Linked DNA regions of Homo sapiens: region 2 is linked to region 1. A link is an interaction called in ENCODE POLR2A ChIA-PET data of the cell type or tissue named here. Cell type or tissue: MCF 10A. All regions are shown on one strand. Links, peaks and the distances in the headings refer to the core of each region. The heading gives the core; the rest is flanking DNA. Region 1 overlaps STX6 (syntaxin 6). Region 2 has its middle 8.4 kb from the start of KIAA1614-AS1.

Region 1 (2,911 bases), core at 145-2,644:
TTTCTCAGTACTCTTTGTGGCCTCTATGTGCTCATCAGCATTCACAAGTTCAAAGCACCCCTCTTAAGCTGATGACTCCCCCACTATACTTCCAACCCTAACCACTCAGCCAGGCTTAATTCCTATATTTTTAGCTGCCTATAGGATCATTCCATTTGCCTAAAACCAAATTAATCATATCCTCCCTACAAAACATAATGTATTCAAAACAAACAAAATAGAAAAATCTGCTTCCCTTTCTAGCTTCCTCATTTTAGCCAATAGTGCCACCATTTTCCAAGTTTCAACACTTGTCTAGACAAGAGTCATTTTTGACTCCTCCTCCTCCTTACCTTGCACAACCTCTACTTAAATCCAATCACTGAATTTTCAGATCTGGAAAGAACTTTCAAGATAATCTAGTTTGTGCTCCTTAAACATAAATAAGAGACCTTGGGGCTCAGACATATTGGCTGCTTGCCTCAAGTTCTTCCAACCCTGATTATAAGACACTTTCTATTACCAAGACTTATTTAATTGCATTTTTCCAAAACTTCCACACAAATCTTTTTTTTTTTTTTTGAGAGGGAGTTTTGCACTGTCACCAGGGCTGGAGTGCAGTGGCGTGATCTCAGCTCACTGCAAAAGAGGGTTCAAGCAATTCTCCTGCCTCAGCCTCCCAAGTAGCTGGGACTACAGGTGCCCACCACCACACCCAGCTAATTTTTTGTATCTTTGGTAGAGATGGGGTTTCACCATGTTGGCCAGGCTGGTCTCGAATTCCTGACCTCATGATTCGCCTGCCTTGGCCTCCCAAAGTGCTGGGATTACAGGCATGAGCCATCGCACCTGGCCCACAAATCTGTTTTCTTTGTAGAATCAGAAGATCTGGGTTTGAACCCTTAAAAGCTGACTATAAGCAAGTGAATAGTAACTGCTAGTTTAAAAACTGCCTCCTGATTTAGAATTTATGATAGAAATCAGATTAAATTTAAACTCCTCAGGCAGGTATTCAAACCCTCTCCCACTCCTCCTCCTAACCCAAACTGGCTGACTTTAGTATCAAGCATGGTTTCTCACTGAACAAATTCTGTTTCAGTTGGCAGGTCTTCTTCCCATCTTTATCTTTCTCATTCCTGGTTCTTGACTTCCACTCAGTTGTTTCCCCAGCCTAGAAGAGCCTTACACCTCAGCAGACACTTCCTTTAAGGCCCAGATTGACCAGCATTCCCAGCATGGGTCTTTCTTTTTTTTTCAATCTCCACAGCATCTCAACTCTACTGCAAAATCTTACACAATATATCTTTCACTTATCTGCATAGTGTTCTCCAAACTAAGGAGCTAAATAATATTAAACACTCAAATTTATAATAAAGGCTTGCAAATTTGTTCTTACAACGAAACACTGGATTCTGCTTTTTAGAAAGTATTAAATTTGATTTACATTCAATTTTACTAGGCCAAAATTAACAAACAAGGGTTATTTTTTTCACAGTGACTATACCAATACAGTTTTTCAACAGTGAATAGAATGCGTGATGCCCTCGAGGAGCTCATAATCTAGTGTTAATAAAGCTAGATATGCAGACAGAGAAGGTTAAAGAACACAACATAACATATACCATCTTACTCATCAGCTTACTTATGTCATTATTTCAACATCAATCCACAGCCAAAAACCTGGAAATAAAACTGTTATCATGCTGGGTGCGGTGGCTCATGCCTGTAATCCAAGCACTTTGGGAGGCCGAGGCGGGCAGATCACCTGAGGTCAGGAGTTCAAGACCAGCCTGGTAAACACAGTGAAACCCTGTCTCTACTAAAAATACAAAAACTATCCGGGCGTGATGGCGGGCTACTCGGGAGGCAGAGGCAGGGAGAAGTGCTTGAACCCGGGAGGCGGAGGTTGCAGTGAGCCAAGACGCGCCACTGCACTCCAGCCTGGGTGACAGAATGAGACTCTGTCTCAAAAACAAACAAACAAACAAAAAAACCATCCTCGGCTGGGCGCAGTGGCTCATGCCTGTAATCCCAGCACTTTGGGAGGCCGAGGTGGGAGGATCACGAGGTCAGGAGATCGAGACCATCCTGGCTAACACAGTGAAACCCCGTATCTACTGAAAATACAAAAAAAAAAAAATTAGCTGGGCGTGGTGGCGGGCACCTGTAGTCCCAGCTACTCAGGAGGCTGAGGCAGGAGAATGGCGTGAACCCGGGAGGCGGAGCTTGCAGTGAGCCGAGATCGCGCCACTGCACTCCAGCCTGGGCAACAGAGTGAGACTCCGTCTCAAAAAAACAAACAAACAAACAAACAAAAAACTATCCTCATCAGACACACAAAACCTCCACAGCAATAAAATAGCAAAGAGCCATGGTATTTGTACCTTTTATCCACAGGAGTGGCTCACTTATACTCTGTCTCCACATGCTCAGTTACATGGTTTTCTTCAGGGTTTGTCTGATTAGAAGGTGCAAATTCTAAAAGGAGGCTAATTCTAAAAACTTGCCAACAAGGGAGGAAAAAAACTACAGAACTAAACAATCAAAATGGGTTCACTCAACAAACACTGAGTACATCCTTACTGAATACAAAGATGAAGACTACAAGATTTAAATATGATATTTTCACCCGGAGATTAGTAAAGATTTTTTTAATGAAAATCCCAGTACTGGAATCAAGGGAATTGGGTCCCTCAAACACTTTGAGGGGCAAGGGGGAATATTCTGGAGGACAACGTGGTAGTATGCATCAAACGCTTTGCTGTGCCTGCCCTCTGAATTAGCAATTATGCTCCAGGAATACAGGCTATGAAAATCAGAAGCAGCAATACAGACCTATGACAAGTAGGCTTATCACCACATTAATTGTAGTGTGATCATAAATATAATGTATCTTCCAGGATGAACATTTATATGACAAAATACAATGCAG
Region 2 (2,911 bases), core at 226-2,725, 53 kb before region 1:
GGTCACCCCTCACCCCCAGCATTCTCTGAAGTCTGTTTGTTGAGAGCTGAGCCCAGCCTGTGTCAGTTAGGAAGTAATCACATGGAGTCTAAAAGCAATTCCAAAAACGTATTAGCAGGACACCTGGCTGTCCTCTCCTCGCCCCACACAGATGAGAGGGCAAAGATACTCTACTTTCCTAAAGATGAAGACATCTTTAACTGCAGGGTCACAGTTGTCTTTCAGTAGGACAATCTCAGCTAAAATCTGCTTTCTGCAGAGCAGGAAAAAACCCTGAACTTGGTCCCACCCCAGGGCTGACAGAAAGCTTGGCTGGAGCGGAGTGCTGGGTTGCCACGAACGCCAGGGAACAGGGCCTTGGTCAGCAAAGAACAAACCCGGGTGGTCTTAGTCCAAACATACCCCTGAATAACCAAGTGGCCTCCAGGTTTGACAGCTCATAACCTTTTAAAAAGTGGTAAAATACAATTTCGCACAAAGTCTGGCTGCAGTTGGCAAACCAGGTGCACTGCATGAAATGTTCATGTGAAACCCAAGCAGTAGGGCAGGCAGCTGGAACAATCGCTGTCTAAGCACAGTTAACGCCCACACAGCCCCAGGGAAGGGCAGCTCTGCACAAAGGGCATGTCTGAAGGAAAACAGCACCAACATGTTTGTTTATGGCAGAGAAAAACCAAGCTGCTTCTTTCTTCCTCTTCCCCTTCCCCTCAATCTGTATTAATAAAGAGACTTTAATATAATAAAGAACTCCCAAATTTATCTAGATTGCAACAACCTGACCAAGGTGCCACTATAACTTTCAGAGCTTCAGTGTTTGCAAAAGGCAAAACACTTCAAGTCGCCAGTGGTGAGGAGGACGCATGACAAGTTAGCATCAGTCTGCCCCCAGGTAAGTACCTTAGGGTCGTCCCAGAGAAGGTGCAGTTCCTAATGGCCAAGTCCAAAATGCATTGCACCAAATGGCTACCATGTATGTTGGGGTGAGCTGTAATTGTTTTCATGGTTAATAAGGGTCTGAGCTAAATGATCCCAAGTCCCTCTGAGTCTGCCCTTAAAGATGATAACTACAGAAGTCAGCTGTTTTGGAGTTTCACCTCCACCCTGGGTTACCAAGCATGGGCTTCCGTCATGAGATTCATAGCAATGCTGTTCAGGGCTGAGGGATCATTCTCCTCTACTCAAAACTCTCTTACTGTTCTGGATTCAACACCAGAGAGCACAGTTTCCCCGTGAGCCCTTAATTAATTGCCAAATAAACAGGTGAGAATGGCATCCTGTTTACATACAGCAGACCAATGTGAGCCCCACAAGAATAAGACCTCACTATTTTAAGTATAAGCATATTTTTTTTTAAGGCTGGGAGTTGGGTGCAGGCAGTTGGACATTAAAGGAAGACCATCCTGGATGGTCACTGTGGTTCACGCCTGTAATCCCAGCACTCTGGGGGGCTGAGATGGGTGGATCACTTGAGGCCAGGAGCTCCAGACCAGCCTGGCCAACATGGTGAAACCCCGTCTCTACTAAAAATACAAAAATTAGCCAGGTGTTGGGGGGCAAGCCTGTAGTTCCAGCTACTTGGAAGGTTGAGGCATGAGAATTGCTTGAACCCAGGAGGTGGAGGTTGCAGTGAGTTGAGATCGTACCACTGCACTCCAGTCTGGGTGACAGAGAGAGACTCCATCTCAAAAAAAAAAAAAAAAATCATCTCTATGCGAATGATGTGAGGTTATGCAGTTGTTAGGAAGCTAGATCTAACCATTCCACAATTTATGGACAGTAGTAGCCCCTTATCCTTGCTGTCACTTTCCACGGTTTCAGCTACTGGTTCCAAAAATTTAAATGGAAAATTCCAGAAATACACAATTCATAAGTTTTAAATTGCTCACTGTTCTTGGTAGCATGAAGAAATCTCACATGGTCCCACTCAGAACATGAATCATCCTTTGTCCAACATCTCCACACTATAGATGCTACCTGCCCACTTAGGCCTGAATCCTAACAGGGATCTCGCTCTGACCGACCTGGTGTATATGCGCATGTGCTTATGTGTGCGTGCTCACACGTGCACACAGAAGTGGAGTGGGGGGTCCTCATTTATCCACCCACAGACTTCTTTGGTAAAACAAGAGGGCTGGATTATCAGGGTTTTCAAGACCTCAGAGTTCCCAAGGGCTCCCGTAGGGACAGCTCCCCCTGTGTCTTCTCCCTTCCCCCTACAACCAGAGCAGCACTCTCTACCAGGGGTGTCCAATCTTCTGGCTTTCCTGGGCCACATTGGAAGAACTGTCATGGGCCACACATAAAATACACTAACAATAGCTGATGAGCTTAAAAAAAAAATCACAAAAAAAAAAACCCTCATGTTTTAAGAACGTTTACAAATTTTGCGTTGGCCGCATTCGAAGACGTCCTGGGCCGTGGGTTGGACAAGCTTGCACTGTACTTTGCTTATGAGTTGAGATTACCTATAAAATTCCATCCTGCATTTGCAAACCTGAACGAGAAAGGCTCCAAGTCGTTGGTCTGGAGCTCTAAAGTCCTGTCCAGGCCCCGGTTCCTGGGTTCTGTAAGAGGAAATGGCAGCTGGGGCCTGGAGGCCTGGGTACAGCTGAGCAGGGAGCACTCGTGTGGGGCTAAATGAATGCAGTTGAAGGACCTGGATCATCTGGGACCCTACATGTCTTCCTTCTTTGCCTCCTTTCCAGGGACGCACTCTCTGAGATATTTTCGCCTGGGCGTTTCGGATCCCATCCATGGGGTCCCTGAATTTATTTCAGTTGGGTATGTGGACTCGCACCCTATCACCACATATGACAGTGTCACTCAGCAGAAGGAGCCACGGGCCCCATGGATGGCAGAGAACCTCGTGCCTGATCACTGGGAGAGGTACACTCAGCTGCTGAAGGGCTGG

Evidence for each region. ChIA-PET counts read pairs that join two places held together with the same protein. Peaks named below come from ENCODE experiments on the same cell type or tissue, not always from the same donor. Only the 100,000 strongest peaks of a DNase experiment are listed, where the experiment ranks them.
Region 2: POLR2A ChIA-PET joins it to region 1 with 9 read pairs; 12 of 35 experiments call an interaction of 5 or more read pairs at or near these places.

What each region holds. Positions count from the first base shown.
Region 1 is chr1:181,015,125-181,018,035 of GRCh38, forward strand. The region is part of intron 1 of STX6 (syntaxin 6); the gene reads right to left. Among named protein-coding and RNA genes, the nearest start is that of STX6, 6.3 kb to the right of the region's middle. In MCF 10A, for the core only: no CTCF peak of the experiment used is centred there; a DNase peak (open chromatin) is centred at 1,657.
Region 2 is chr1:180,961,811-180,964,721 of GRCh38, forward strand. It overlaps the pseudogene MR1P1. Among named protein-coding and RNA genes, the nearest start is that of KIAA1614-AS1, 8.4 kb to the left of the region's middle. In MCF 10A, for the core only: no CTCF peak of the experiment used is centred there; no DNase peak of the experiment used is centred there.